Linked DNA regions of Homo sapiens: region 2 is linked to region 1. A link is a loop called in an ENCODE intact Hi-C map of the cell type or tissue named here. Cell type or tissue: PC-9. All regions are shown on one strand. Each heading gives the region's core, and the rest is flanking DNA. Links, peaks and the distances in the headings are about the cores only. Region 1 holds the start of LINC01930 (long intergenic non-protein coding RNA 1930). Region 2 overlaps MIR137HG (MIR137 host gene).

Region 1 (8,346 bases), core at 210-8,209:
CATGGTCATTGTGACACCTGAAAGTACCCCAGCACCTTGTCATCTCCCCTAGAAGGTGCAATAATCATTTGCACTCAGGGAAGAATAACATAGAACAACATGAGTTTTCTGTTTCCTCTCTGGCTAACAACTAGCTAGCTATCATTGTTTGTAACAGATGAGAGTTCACAAATATTGGTTGTTTTAGATGATTACATTTATTTGATTGACTAAAAATTAAGAGAACATAATCTTAACACATAATCCAGTAATAGTGCTTCTAGGTGCTTACCAAACTGATTTGAAAACTTATGAACATACAGAAACCTGCATGTGAAGCACATGATCATTAGTCATTAGAGAAATGCAAATCAAAATCTTAATGAGATATCAAATCACACCCATTACATGGCTATAATAAAAAAGATGGACAATAACAAGTGTTAGTGAGGAGGTGGCAAAATTGCAACTCTCAAACATTGCTGGAGGGAATCTAAAATAGTACTGCTGCTTTCAAAAATAGTTGGGGAACTCCTCAAAGAGTTAAGCAAAGAGTTACCATATGACCCAGCAATTACAGTGATAGATATATATCCATGAGAAATGAAAATATATGTTTATGCAAAAATGTGTACATAAATGATTATAGCAGCATTATTCTTAATAGCCAAAAGTGGAAACAATTCAAATGTCCAACAACTGACGAAAAGATGAAGTGTGGTATATCCATATAATGGAATAATATGCAGACATAAAGTGGAATGATTGACACATGTTTACAACATGGATGAACCTTGACAACGCTGTGTTAAGTTAAAGAAGCCAGACACAAAAGGTAATGTATCATTTGATTCCATTTGTAGGAAATGTCCAGATAGGCAAAGCTATAGAGACAGAAAGTAGATTAGTGGGTCGGAGGCAAGGGAGAATGGGAAATAATTGTTGGGTACATGGTTTTGGGTGCTGAAAATATTCTTGAATTAGATGGTGGTGATGGCTGCACAATACTGTGAATGTACTAAGAAACACTGAAATATATATTTAAAAATACATTTTAAAAAGATGAATCTTATGGTATGCAAATTATATCTAAATTAAAAAAATTAAATGATAAAGCTGCAAAGCAAATCTGCACGAGTTTTTAGAAGTCTTATATATAATAGGCAAAAACTGAAAGCAACCAAGATGTCTTTTGGTAGGTGAAAGGTTAAACAAACTGTTGTCTATCCAAACAATAGAATACTCTTTAGTGATAAGAAGGAAGGAGCTATCAAGTTATGCAAAAATATGCATGAAACTTACATGCATGTTAGTAAGTGAAAGCAGTTAGTCTGAAAGGCTACATAACTTACAGTTCAATGTATATGACATTTGGAAAGGGCAAAACTATAGATTCAGTGAACAGACCGGTGGTTGCCAAGGGTTCCAGGAGAGGGCAGGTTTAAATAGAAAAAATACAGCGGATATTTTGGGCAAGAAACTTTTCTGTATGCTATTATAATGGTGCATACATATTAAATGGTATGGCATACATATTAAATGGTGCATACATATTAAATGGTGCATATATATTAAATGCAATTTAATTTGACAATTAAATTGTCAAAACCCATAGAACTTTATAGCACCAACAGTAAAGCTTAACACATGTAAATTAAAACAAAATCATATAGGAGATTAAGAAATCCCATGATGGAAGGCAACGTGTGACAGAAGAATCTAACTCTACTACAAGTGGATGAAATAACCTCACTGAAGAAAGTAGGGAGAAAGGTACTGATGGAAGCAACTCCAGAAGTTTGTGGAGTCCACAAAGCTAGTGACAAAAGACATGGTACCTAAGCAATGTAGTATAGTTGACAAAGTTGTTTCCCGCAGGGTTATGGCTTAACAATTCTGACACTACCATACATATACACTGGAACTGAAGAATTAAGTAAATGGATGGTGGAAGCCAGGTTTCTCACTGTTGGAGTGGGAAGTTACAAAAACACTAGGGGTGGTTAGAATGATCAATGTAGCAATGGGTTAAAGTTAGAGACATTAGTATGAACTCATGTTTAATTTAGCACATTATTTAATTTCCTCTATATATTACAGCAGATTACGGAAATATTTACAGATAAATGTGCATACAAGGGTTAGTATACATAAATTTGTTTTTGCTCTGTCAGCTGAGAAGACCTAGAAAAATGACACTCCAATAGCAATAAGCACACCTAGTGCCCAGATCTTTGTTTCTAATGTACATTTCTCCAATTGAAGGAAGCAAGTTACCTGGGAAAATGGTTGATTCCAAAACTGAGGCTAGGAATATACAAGATAAGCTTGGGGCATATTGTAGTGCCAAAAAGTAAGGAAGTGTTAAAACACACATACACACACAGAGACACAAACACAGACACATAATGATGAGTGAAGGAGGCATATCAAAGGGACACTGGAGCCAAATGAAAAAGCTCTCAATGTCAAATGCTGGAAAAATTTGAGCAACAATAAAAAAAAAAGTAGTGTGGATTATAACTCAAAGTATAAAAAAAATCCATCAGTCCATATTAATATAAATAAATAATTGAATAAGTAAATAAATAGGGGAGAATAAACAGAGCTTTCATGCAGAATTCCAAATAATCTATGTAGGTACTTGGCTATAAGGAGGGGGAGCATAACTTCCCATCCTCTGTCCCTACTACCTATCCAAACCCTACCTTTTTTTCAAAGCACAAATCAAACTCTACTTATTTTATATTATTCTCCAATCTGGTCACTCCTCCCTACCACCACTGATCTTTCTTATTATTATTTTTTCTTTTTTTGAGACAGAGTCTGACTCTGTCACCCAAGCTGGACTACAATGGCATGATCTTGGCTCACTGCAACCTCCACCTCCTGGGTTCAGGTGATTCTCCTGCCTCAGCCTCCCGAGTAGCTGGGATTACAGGCACGCACCACCACACCCAGCTAAATTTTTTCTATTTTTAGTGGAGACAGGGTTTTGCCATGTTGTCTAGGCTGGTCTTGAACTCCTGAGCTCAGGGAATCCACCCGTCTTGGCCTCCCTAACTGCTAGGATTACAGGCATGAGCCACTGCGCCCCGCTGATCTTTCTTATTTCTAATGATTATATGTGGTCTTCTCATAAGGGACTTCATTCTAAAAAATACACTATGAAAAGAAATAGAAGAAGAGAGTAATTTTACAGTGGAGAAACCTGACAAACAATATCTCAGCCAGGTGAACAAATTTAATATCAACAGTGATAAGTCATATTGCTAGCACACACTTGTATTATGATGGGATAAAAATGGAAGTTTCCTTCTGAAGTCTTCATCCTAAAAATCTTTAGCCAATCTAATCATTAAGAAATACCAGACAAATCTAATTAAGGGATTCTACAAAATATCTGACTAGTACTACTCAAAGGTCATCAAAAACAAGGACAATCTGAGAAACTGCCACAGTGAAAAGGAACCTAAAGAGACATGTCCAGTAAATGTAGTATGGTACACTGGTGGGATCCTGCACGAGTGAAAACTATTAGGTAAAAGCCAAGGAAACCTGAGTAAGGTAGGAACTTAGTTAATGATAATGGACTAACATTGGATCATGAATGTAATATTCGTACCATACTAATGTAAGAAGGTACAATAATGGAAACTGAGTGTGAGATGAATAGGACCTCTCTGTACTATCTTCGAAACTTTTCTCTATATCTAAAACTATTCTAAAATTAAAAGTCTGTTAAAAGTAGAGGGATCGTCTAGGGATTATACACTGTCACTATTAAACTTTACTCTTCCACTGCATTTTCCACTCATTCACTGGTCATTCCACTCTAACATTTTATGATGGCTGTGGCTCCCGTGGAAGATGAACTTCCTCTTTTCCTGGCTTAGTTGTGAGAGACACTCGCCAAGATCCTTGAAACAGCGAAATTGAGTGCTAAGTCTTTACAGGGACCCACAGAGGCTTCTCCTTCTATGAACCTACATATTCAGGGGGCCTCTACTCTGTGGAACTTGTACTTCCTTTTTCTTTTCCTCTCCTTCCCATTTCCCAATCAGGAAACTCTCTCATTAACCCTACCCACTCCAACTGCCTCCCAAAACATAAACCCTCCACTATCCTGGTCCTGTTCTCTCTCATAAAGTGGATTAATGTCTCAAGAAGAAGTGCTTATTGGGTTGCAAAACTATCCACAAAAATGAAAAAATAATCTATTCATCTGTCTTTGCTTGATGGGCAGCATGATTAAAAAATGACTCATTAGAAACACAGTGGCAAGTCTTCCTTCTTGGAAACTGGATGTAGAAAGGGAGGGAATTACATTTACAACTAGTGAGTCACCTTCCTCCAATGACAGACAAAATGGCTCTTCTAAAGCCACAGCTAACCAACAAATGAGCATACAAATAATAATCCCCTATCCCATCACCACCACCTCTAAAATACATTTTAAAAATGTATTTCTGGGAACACCTAAGCCTCCAGGTAAAATACTAAGTTAAGAATATGATTGGGATGCATATTATTAAAGAAGAATTTTGGCTCTGGGATTGCAAATAAACACTGGATAGTCAGGTTTTATTAGATAATATAGTTGCATGGTGCAGAAGATGACCACCTTACCCACAGGAAACCTGAGTAGTTAGTCAGCAGGTTTGGCAATTTCTCCAAGAAAGGACTTATTAGTTTGGTAGGCAGCATTATCTCTTTCAATGTGAACAACAACAACAAATACACACACACACACACACACACACACACACACACACACACACACACATTTACATACACAAACATATATATGTATCTCTTTCATAGAATGATATTTTGATGAAAGGTATGCATTTTTCAACTTTTTTTCCTCATTTTTGCCTCTACTCAGTCAGCGGGATTATAGCTTCAGCTGAGAGTTATTAAAACAGAAGACAAGTTTTAGAAAAGTCAAATTTTAGCCTCTTGATTTCAAAACCTGAAGTTACGGTACATTGTAAGATTTGGGAGAATATGCAATCAGCCAATTTCTACACTTCCTATCCTCCCTATCAAGGGAAAAAAACTAGTCACTACTGGGACTCTGAGAAAAGAATCTGAGCCCTGATGTTTTACATCCCCTTGCCAGCACCCCATCTTTGACACATTCAGAGCAGAATATGAGGCCCACACTGGCACAGCAGCAACTGAGAGAGAACACAACGCTTTGAGAGTCTTTTCTTTAGGAAACAGAAGCTTCTTGTACTCATGCAGATGGACCAGCGAATAGAATGGGTGATGCTCATCTCATCAGTCACCACACTGGAACATGCAAATGACTAGGGCCCAGGTGCCTCACTCTCCTGCCTGAAATATGGGCACTTTGCTACCCCCTAAATTTAGAAGAAACTCTAGGTGAATGGGAGAAGAAGTATTAGATTGGCTGAGATTTTGTTTTGCCACTTGGCTGATTGAGGATTCAAAATAGAAATTAACTTTTATTATAGAACACGTAAGTTATATTTTGAGTGAACCTAAGTCTGAAGTCTAAAGGCTAGTAACTATTACAGATTTATTAACACTTGAAAAAAGGAAGGATGCCTTTCTTTATACCCCGAACTTTGAGAAAACACTGCTAAATATAAAACTGAGGGACATCTATTTAAGAAAGAAATTGAGGAGGGTTAATTACATAAAATATCCCATGTGTTCCTTTACAGTCTGCACACCCCTTACAATTAGGCACTGTAATGCAACTTGTTCTGGCCATTGAACTATGAGTAGAAGTGACATATGTCATTTCTTATTTAAGTATTTTACTTTGAGGTGAGAAATTTCTGCATCTTTATAACCACTTGGACTGAGGAGGCCATATGTTCCTGAAGGTATAATCAAAAGAAATTGCAACCTCTGGCAGCTCAAGTCCCTGTGTATCTGTATAGAGCAGAAGCTTTCTACCAGCCCACATGGGATATGTAACGTGAGCAAGACATACACCTTTGTCGCATTAAGCCTCTGAAATTTCTGGAGTGATTTGTTATTGTAGCATAACCTAGCCTACACATATTAATATTTTAGGGAACATCCAAAATTTAGAATAATATGAATCTACTAAAAATCACATTTCAAGTTAAGTAAAAAAGATAACAAATCAAAATTTCCATAAATTGATATAAATTCAAATGTTGATAGTACAATTATGAGTATTTTGTATTTTCCCCTTTAATGTTTTGTGTTTTATGATTTTATCACATATTCAGAAAAAAATGTGAATGAAAGTGATCACATATTTCTTAAAACTTCATTACTAGAAAACCAGGATGTGTACTGCATACGGTCTTAGGTACTGTAATAGGAGGTAGGAAAAATTTTTCTTTCAATTTTAAACCAAGGGGTTCAAACCTCACATCCCTGAAAGCTACTACCCTAACTCTGTCCTTATTAGTCCTTCGATTCTTCTTTAGGATTGCAACACTGTGGCAATTGAAAATAAAAGGAATAACAAGATCCCACAATTTTATCAGAACATCAAATCAAAGCCACATGCATTTATTTGTTGAACATTTATTCAGTGTACCATGAGGTGTCATGCGATGTCAAGGACGAACAAGAAGTGCATATATCAATTACTGGAATATTACACTCAAAATCTGACCTAGTAACAAAAGACTTAAACAAGCAAGAATTGGTGTACAATAGCATATAAACAGCCTTCCTTTTTTCCACTATATATGATAAAGCACTGAGTTGAATGCACAAACATAATATTTTCTTGCAGCAAATTTGATGTATTGTGACAGAATCTCAGGCTAGGTCTTTAATGTGCCTAACTAGGTAGTGTCTTGGGTCAAGGAACTTAAACTCCTAGAGGCCCATTCTCCTGAACTGTAAAATAAGCATAATAATATCTTCTGGATTGATAATTAAGTATCATATGAGTATGTATAATGTATATCATGCACTTAAAGGAGTGTGTGGCATAACATAATCTCTCAATAAATGGTGGCTATTTTTGTTACTCAGTCTCATCGTTTTACTCATGGGGAAAAAAACATGCAAGTTCAAGGTTGGAAATTACACAAAGGCATAAAGCTAAATTAACTTACAGTATACTTGAAAAATAGTATTAGATGCACCAAGTACCTCAATAAACATATGAAAGTAATATATGTAGGAAATTGGTTGTGAAAGGTAATCGCTATTTAATTATTTTCCAACCAGAATGCACACTTAACACCTAGGTGTTTTGTTTTGTTTTGAGACAGGGTCTTGCTCTATCACCCAGGCTGAAGTGCAGTGGTGATCATAGCTCACTGAAGCCTGGAACTCCTGGGGTTAAACAATTCTCCTGCCTCAGTCTCTCCAGTGGTTAGGAATACAGGCATGCACCACCACACCTGGTTTATTTATTTATTTTTTCTAATTTTTAGTAGAGACAGGTCTCACTATGTTGTCCCAGCTGGTCTTGAATTCCTGGACAATCCTCCCATCTCAGCCTCTCAAAGTGCTGGGATTACAGATGTGAGCTACCATGCCCAGCTGCACTTAACACGTTTTGATCTCGACTAACGCCTGGCACTTTCTATCCACTTTCTCATCCGTCCATTTTATTGTCTCATGTGGGTAGGACTTACTTCCGTATACGTTTTTTGTACCCTTCTTGGCATAGGGTGCTAGTCCAGCAAGTTAGGATAGGTGGTGGCCAAAGATGGATACCAGCACTGCAGGTTGTTAGCAGGTGGTGTTTCTAGGGTGAGCAGCCAGAGATTTCAGGGTGAGGAGCAGGATATGGTTTCATATGATGTGGTTAATTAACTGAGATGAAAGCTGGAAAAAGAAAAAATGAAGAGAGAATAAGGACTGAGGAGTTTCAAAAGAGTTATGGGGACATTGATATTTATTCTTCTGGCTACCACAGTGTCCTCCTACCTACCAATCCTTCCAGCACTATTGACCTTATTACTTAGTTGCACTGGTATTATATCTAATTTCAGGTCGTTGGTACCAACCAAGTTCAGGAATGATAGAAATCTACCAGTAACAGGAATAACTGGGAGAAGTTTCATGGAGAGGGAGAAGGAATGCATTAGATAATTTAAAGGACTAGATTAAGTATAGAGAAAAAAAAATGGAGAGAATCTAGGTGAGTGAGGGCAACAGCATGAGAAAATGAAGATTGGGGGAAAGGAGACTGGCTTGTGCTTGGGGTAACGAAGATACTGCATTAACTTTGTTCTTATTAGTCCTTCTATTCTCCTCTAGGATTGTCAACACTGTGGCAATTGAAAATAACAGGAATAACTGTTTTATGACAAATGGACCTGAACCCTATGAAATGAATTTGCAAGCACTGGCACAGTTAACATATGCTACAAACAACCATCTTCAGAC
Region 2 (8,346 bases), core at 170-8,169, 51 kb before region 1:
CTCTCAGAATCAAAATTTATAGTTTATGTGACTTCACATGTTGTGAAAATACGGATATTTAGATCTCAGACCTAATTAATCAGAAACTCTATGGTGGGACCTATGGATCTACACTTTAGTGTTCTCCGGAGGTGATTTTTAATATCTCTGGTTTGAGAATTACTGTACTTGAACTACTGACAATTACTAAAGACAACATATTAATATTAAGGTATATCGTTGTGAAGTTTAACATTTACTTGGTTTATATTTAATCCATTACTGTAAACATTTATTGAGAACATACTATTTTCCAGGCTGTTTACTGGGTAGTAGGGCTACCTAGATAATGAAACATCCTTTCTCTCGTGCATCTTACAGTCTTATCAGAGGCATTTGCTCTTTCGAATCACTTATAGCATTATCTCTTCAGAACACTATAGAATCCTGTGTTCCCTGCTCCCACTAGTGTAAGCCAAAAAGAGATTTCAGTCAAATAAAATCACAAATAATTGAAATAAAACAATAATAGAGAGTATGTAGACTAGATGTAGATGAAGAGAAAAATAAGTGAATAGGTAGATCAAAGCATACAAAAATGCAACAGAGAGAGAAAAAGAAAAGAAAAATATTAAAGGAAATTTAAAAGGCATGGAAAAAAATATCAAGAAGCCCTGGCATATGTCTAATAATTCCAGTAACAAATAATATTATTGATAGGGAAGAGGAAATATTTGAAATGATGGCTGAAACCTTTCTTGAAAACTGAAGAAAGCAATGAGTAATTATTTTGAAAATTTAAATAGACAAAAACCCCCAAATTATACCTAGTCACTTTGTAGTGGAATTGCAGAACATCAAGGACAAAGAGAGAATTTTGAAATCAAATAGAGATAAAAGGTAATTTACAAAGGAACAATCAGGTGGATAGAAGACCTCATCAGCATTAGGAAAGACCAAAAGAGAATGAAGGAGTAACTTCAATGTGCTGACAAGATAAATCTCAGTGAAAAGTTAAACATTTAAGAGAGAAGGTGGAATAAAGAAGTTTAAAGATGCACAATGACACAGAATTTCCTACTTTCACTTGAAAAAATACTAAAGGACATATTTCATTAAGAAATAAATAAATCAAGAAAGAAGGAATATGATTCAGGAAGAAACAGCAAATAAATCGGTAAAAAATATTTTTAAATCTAAGTAAATTTTGGGATATAAATGACATTTGTACTACAAACACTATTTGTTATGGCTTAAGTAAAAACTACAATTAAGTTACAGATAACCTAAATGTTTATAAAAATAGATTGTCAACAGGCAATTTTATTTTTAACAAACTAATTTGGGGAGATATCAAGAGGCACTTGAATTAACGTTAAATATGTAATCAAAATCCGTTTATTTTCCCTTTATATTATCACTTTAATGGCAACTTAAAACTCAGCTGACATGAAAATGGGTCTTATTTCCCCTAGAAGAGGTTTACCAATTTCCCCTAAAAGGATGTTTTCTATTATTTTAAGCAGCAATTTCGTTGTCTAGTTTTAGGTTGTCAAACTTGTCAAACATTTAATTGTTGAATGATTAGCTCTTCACAAACAATGAAGGCCCCATCTTAAAAGCTTTTTTGTTTATCAGAGACATCCTAACCTTGTATGCCTCGTTTTCCAAGTTATAGATATTAGCAGTATTATAATGGTGTTAACAAAGAGAAGAGGCTATATGTGACAGAAAACCTGTTTATTATGTAATTTAGGAGTTGGATTGGTGTGCTGCAGATTAATAACTCTCATTTATGTTGTAGCTATACTTAAAAAACATCATGGAGTCTTTCCATTTTTTCACTGCTTAGATTGATGGGTTTTTCCCTGAAAACAAAATAAAACAAAAAGAAAAACAACTTTTGAATAACATGGCATCTGGTAAAGTCAAGGAAGTAAATTTGCTTTTTTCTTCCACTTCGAGAGAGTTGGCATAGTTTGAAAGAATATTTTCAAGAAACAAGGAAATAAGTATGAACTTTCATATTTAATGAGAAATTGAAAGGTGAGTTTATAATAACCTCAGTTCAACATTTTATCAAAAGTGTTGGCATTAGTAGGCTGGGCGCGGTGGCTCACGCCTGTAATCCCAGCACTTTGGGAGGCTGAGGAGGGTGGATCACGAGGTCAGGAGATCGAGACCATCCTGGCTAACACAGTGAAACCCCGTCTCTACTAAAAATACAAAAAATTAGCTGGGCGTGGTGGTGGGCACCTGTAGTCCCAGCTACTCGGGAGGCTGAGGTAGGAGAATGGCGTGAACCCGGGAGGCGGAGCTTGCAGTGAGCCAAAATCACACCACTGCACTCCAGCCTGGGCAACAGAGCAAGACTCCATCTCAAAAAAATAAAAAATAAAAAAAAGTGTTGGCATTAGTAATATCAATATATTGTCAACATCTGCTAAAAGTCATCAAACACCTGGTCAGTTCATGCAATCAGGAAAAAAAAAAAAGTTGTTTGATTCACTTAAAAAAATCAAATCATTTAAGTGTGACTAACGCTTTTTGAATCTTTTGGGGGTATGTGAAAATAAACTGATGAATGGTTTAAAAAATGTTTATGTTAATTGCTATAGAAGTATAAATTTTAGTCGTTTTTAAGAATTTTTGTTCTTACTACATTTCCATGCAATTAAGAAAATTATCATATTTCTTTTTTTAACTTTTATTTTAAGTTCAGGGGTACAAGTACAGGTTTGTTTTGCATAGGTAAACTTGTTTCATGAGGGCTTGTTGTACAGATTATTTCATCACCCAGGTATTAAGTCGAGTACCCATGAGTTATTTTTCCTGATCCTCTGCCTCCTCCCACCCTCCACCCTCTTAAAGGCCCCAGTGTGTGTTCCTCTCTACGTGTCCATGTGTTCTCAGCATTTAGCTCCCACTTATAAGAGAGAACATGTGGCTTTTGGTTTTCTGTTCCTGAGTTTGTTTGCTAAGGATAATAGCCTCCAGTTCCATCCATGTCCCTGCAAAGGACATGATCATGTTCTTTTCTATGCTGACCCACAATTAACCAGTGCATTCTTCCCTTGGATTCCCTAAGCTTGTGTGCCTGATGAGCTGCTCTCCAGTTATGCCACCATGATTTCCATTCCTGAGGGAAGGCTGTGACGAAGAGCCAGGAAAATAAGAGCACCCCTCCTACTCTCATAGTGCAGTGGTTGAGGATCCTTTTTTCTATACAATTTTAAAACTGGAAATACACAAAATACGCCAACATAATTAAAAATAAAACTACCATGAAATAGCACAAATATTCTGCACATGAAATGTTAAGAACTAAAATTTAAAAATCTGCTTTTAGTAGGACTACATAAAACTGAAGAAAACCAGTCAATACAGAATTGGGCCAATGTACAATTATTCTTGAAGTAATCCAAACACATTAAGTTCTCTAATATATCTAAAATAATCTATGACAAAGGAAATAATCTGAAGGAAAGAAAGAAAAGATAATTGTGGGAAATTCTTATGTGTTATACTTTTATGTGTAGATAAGCTGAATGGAAAAAGAATTATTGTAAAATATTGAGAAAAGATTAGAAGATATGAAATAATTAAGAAAAAGAGAATAGGTAAAAGGAGCCCATGGTGATGAAAAGGCACTGCTCATTTTCTTTTTAAAAAATTTCCTCAAATTATTAAATCTAGGCATTCCCAACTTTTTTTTTTTTTTTTTAGATGGTGTTTCGCTCTTATTGCCCAGGCTGGAGTGCAATGACGTGATCTTGACTCACCACAGCCTCTGCATCCAGGATTCAAGCTATTCCCCTGCCTCAGCCTCCCAAAATGCTGGGATTATAGGCGTGAGCCACCACGCCTGGCCAGCATTCCCAATTTTTAAAAATGAATGATTGGCACAAATCTTAGAAAGCCATTTTCTGTAGATTTGAAAGCAATGCTATTTACATTGTTACTACTTTCTTGTTAAATCTTGCATGTCTGCAGTATGTGTTGTAATAGAAACCTAAGATTATGATCTGCTGTATTCATATTTGAAGAAGAAAATTTCAGACTGTATAATCAACTAGTTGATGATTCATATTTGCTTGTACAAAGTTAAAAGTGTAACTTGCCAGAAAAGAAGGAAGCCTGAAAAGTATTCTAAATACATTAATAAGAAGGGTTCTACATGAATTAATTTTTGTTTTGCCATCTACAGAGTTCCTGCCACATTCTAGGCACTTCATATTTGCTGCAACATTTATTCAGACATTGACAGAACAAGAGAAACGAAGTTAAATTTTAAGTACCATGGATTGAAATTAAATTTAGGGAAGATATTTTATAGTATGAATTGTTCATCTGTATTTAACAAGGTATTCATTTATTTTGGGCGATTTAAGGAAGGTCCTTTCTGGAAACAGGATTACAAACATATGGACCTATTTAGTCAATTTCAACCTTGTGATTTTGAATCTGACAGGTTCTCAGCTGCTTTTATTAAATAACGGATTTTCTTAATAATTACTGTACTCAAACTTAGCAAAAAGCTCTATTTATAGCCCAGTTTTTTAGTCACACACTATTGTGTCTTGTCAAATTGAAACCATATACTACATTCTTTACTTATTAAGATGGTCTTTCTTTGTAATAATTTTGGAGTAAATAGTTTACTTATCTAAACCTCTGATTTCTGATTTAACAGATTTTTGAAGCATTTATTTTCCTTACCATACATAAAAATTGTCAGTTGAGGACAAGGAAGGATTAACCTGGACTACGGTGAATAATTGTTCAGGTTGCTTACTGTGTAACTCCAGAGGAGCATTCACATGGTACAATTTGCAGATTTAAGTATTTATTACAACCATTTTCTGGCAGATAACAGTGGAACACCCTGTTCTGTTAAAATTAGTTTATTATGACAAATTGCCTACAGATGGACATAAACTGTCTTGAGGAAGGGCACCTGCTTTGGACTGAATCGTGTCCCCCCAAAATCAAATGTTGAAGCCTAATCTCTAATATGATGGTATTTGGAGATGGGGCCTTTGGGAGATAACTAGGTTTAGATGAGGTCAAGAGTGTGGGGCCTTCCTGATTAGTACCCTGAAAAGAGAAAACACCAGAGAGCTTGCCCTCTCTCCCTCTTACCCCACAGGCACACAAAGAGGTCATGTGAGTACACAGTGAGATAACAACCACCTATGAGAAAACAGAAGAGGCTTCAGAGTGAAATCTACTTTGCTGGTACTGTAATCTTGGACATTATTCTCTAGAACTGTGAGATAATAAATTTATCTTATTTAAGCCACCCAGTCTATGGTATTTTGTTATGGCACCCTGAACTAAGACAAATTTTGGTACCAAGAAATGGGGGTGCTACTGTAACTAATACCTAAACATGGGGAAATGACTTTGGAATTGGATAGTGAGTAGAGGCTCAAGAATTTTCAGGTGCATCCTAAACATATGAACAAACAGTAAAGGTGATTCTGGTGAGACCTCAGATGGAATTGAGGAATATGTTATTGGAAACTGGAAGGACGGTGATCCTTGTTACAAAGTGGCAAAAAACTTAGGTGAACTGTATTCTAGTGTTTTGAGGAAGGTAGAACTTGTGAGTGATGAAATTAAATATTTGACATTTCTAAGCAATATGATGAAGGAGCAGCTGGTTTCCTCCTGACCATTTCTGCTGAAATGAAAAAAAAAAAGATAAGTTGAAGAAGAAATTGTTCAGCAAAAAGGAACCAGAACTTGAAGATTTGGGAAATTCTCAGCTTATCCACATTATTAAAAAATGACAAAAACTTGCTCTGAAAATAACACTAGGAGTGTGACTGGACAACCATTTGATAAGAGTTTATGAGATTATGTGAGCAGAAATTCTGCCAGTTTGAACTGAAGGGGATGAAGATGGGACAAAAAGAATGAAGGCTTCGAGACTTCTTGGGTTAGACATGATGGGCTGATTTGCTTATTTGGCTGTGAACCTGCACTATTTTTCAAGGAGAGGAAAAAATGGCCCCAAAGGCAATTCAGAGATAGCCAGAGCCACAGCCTCAGTTTCAACAGGCTGGACAGTCTCCACTCAGCTCTTTGGAGGCAGAACCACTCAGAGGACTCAAGCCTGTCAGAGCTAGGGGGTGGGGCTGGCAATCCCACAGGGTGGAAAGGATGGGGCTATCCTGCAAATCCATGTGGGTGATGTCTTGGGTGGAATGCTCTGGACTGAACTGTCCTCCCATCCCCTGCTCAGATTCTGTGTTGAAGCCCTTACCTCCAGTGTTACGGTATTTGGAGATGGGGTCTTTGTAAGATAATTGGGTTTAGATGAGATCATGAGAGTGAGGCCCTCAGGATTAGTGCCCTTATAAGAAACCTCGGAAAGCTTGCGAGTTCTCTCTCTCTCTCTTTCTTTTTCTTTCTCTCTCTCTCTCCCCGTGTGTGTGTGTGTGTGTGTGTGTGCGCGCGCACACGCGCGCGTCATGTGGAAACACAGCACAAAGGCAGCCTCTGCAAGCCAGGAAGAGGGCTCACGAGAACCCAATCAAGCTGGCACCCCAATCTCAAACTTCCACCCTCCGAAACTGTGAGAAAATAAATTTCTGTTGTTTATGCTACCTAGTCTACAGTATTTTGTGCTGAGCTGACTAATACAGTTCCTTTCCAGATTGTACAAAAATGCCACATGAATCAGAGCTCACCAGCTCTAGTAGGTATGATTGTTCAGTGTTCAGCATATAGGAAACACTGGGGAAATGCTCATATGTTCAATGAAGAAAATATGCGTAACAAGTGATTTAACAATAATGTGATAATTCATTGGATTACTCTAAGAAATATGAGTTTTTTTACGGCAAACTCTCCACAACACACTTGATAATAGATTGAGAGGAAATGGCTGTGTAAATAATTAAGCTGAGAAAATAAGTTACATTTGCTCTCACAGATCAGTGGTCAAAGAGAGACAAAATGCTGAGGGTGGGGTGGGGTGGACAGGACATTGAGGATCAAAAGCACTTGGGATCAGCTTCAAACTGAAGGTAATAACTGGAGTCTTAGACACGGGTTTTTCCAGGAAAACAAAATGAGAGAAGTCAGATCAAGCAGAGGAAGTTGTATGAACAATCACTAAACTTCCTGACTTATTCTCCAAGTTTCTTATTCCTAAACTACAAATATCTTGATTGCATTCTGAGAACATGCTGTGCCTCCCTCTGTCTTAGCAGTCACTACTTTATATTAAAATATATTTTGATGCTTTCCTTTCCCATAGATTCTCCAAGTCATAAACAATACCCCCAGCACCTAGCACAGAGCCTGGTACCATGTTGTTTGTCAAATTAGACTGAGCTCTGATATTGCCTTTTTCACCAGGTGGTCCATACTCTCTTCTACTTTCCTTTAATACACTGGCGTATGTTTTGTAAGCCCTCGCCACATTGTATTCAATTGTTTGTTAATGTGTTTGTCTTCCTAATTAGACTGTGAAATTCTTGAAGGCAGAGATTAGGTCCTGTTCATCTTTGCATGATCAGTGTCTTGCCTAGCATATAGTAGGGTTCCCTTGGGGTTCCTTTTTTTATGAAATGAACTAACATTCAGTATTTCAAAATTACTGGAATTTAGTGTGCTTTAGGTAACGGTGAGCAGAAGGAAGATGGATAAGATATAAGGCTGGGAAAATATGGGGAAAATCCATGTCTGAGGTTAATTGATTAAAAAGGAGGAGCCTTGAGTGACTTCTGTGCTTGGTGTGATGGTGATATTCACCAAGGTAAGTTATACTAGAATAATAAGTTAGGGAGATAATAGTGAGTTGAGACATTTATGAAATATGCAGGTGTCTAGTAGAGTTGGATAAATAGGCCTGGAGCTTGAGAAATTCAGAACAAAGATAGTGATTTGGACATCATGAGAGGCAGTATACAGTAATAATAATAATAAATAGACTGGACGTGGTGGCTCACGCCTGTAATCCCAGCACTTTGAGAGGCCGAGGCAGGTGGATTGCCTGAGCTCAGGAGTTCAAGACAAGCCTGGGAAACATTGCAAAACCCATTCTCTACGAAAAATACAAAAAATTAGCCAGGCATGGTGGCATGCGCCTGTGGTCCCAGCTACTTGGGAGGCTGAAGTGGGAGAATCGCTTGAGCCTGGGAGGTTGAGGCTGCAGTGAGCTCACATCATGCCACTGCACTCCAGCCTGGGTGACAGAGGGAGATCCTATCTCAAAAAAACAAAACAAAACAAAATAATAATAATAATAATAACTATTAAAGCACTTTCTAAGTGCTGGGTACTAATTGCTCAGCACATGCTAGTACCCTTAATACTCACATAAACAAACTTTTGGAGATGTGCATAATTATC

Evidence for each region. Hi-C counts contacts between places; a loop is a spot of excess contacts. Peaks named below come from ENCODE experiments on the same cell type or tissue, not always from the same donor. Only the 100,000 strongest peaks of a DNase experiment are listed, where the experiment ranks them.
Region 2: it touches region 1 in a loop (2.1-fold over the local background); 5 of 110 quality-filtered maps call a loop at or near these places.

The regions. Positions count from the first base shown.
Region 1 is chr1:97,934,041-97,942,386 of GRCh38, reverse strand. LINC01930 (long intergenic non-protein coding RNA 1930) reads left to right here and starts at 647. Exons shown (of 2, transcript NR_146275.1): 1 at 647-814; 2 at 8,218-8,346. In PC-9, for the core only: no CTCF peak of the experiment used is centred there; DNase peaks (open chromatin) are centred at 4,256 and 4,606; H3K4me3 peaks cover 909 bases; H3K27ac peaks cover 2,237 bases.
Region 2 is chr1:97,984,929-97,993,274 of GRCh38, reverse strand. It overlaps MIR137HG (MIR137 host gene), which reads left to right. Exons shown (of 5, transcript NR_046105.1): 5 at 3,706-5,275. Among named protein-coding and RNA genes, the nearest start is that of LINC01930, 47 kb to the right of the region's middle. In PC-9, for the core only: no CTCF peak of the experiment used is centred there; a DNase peak (open chromatin) is centred at 4,014; H3K27ac peaks cover 1,017 bases.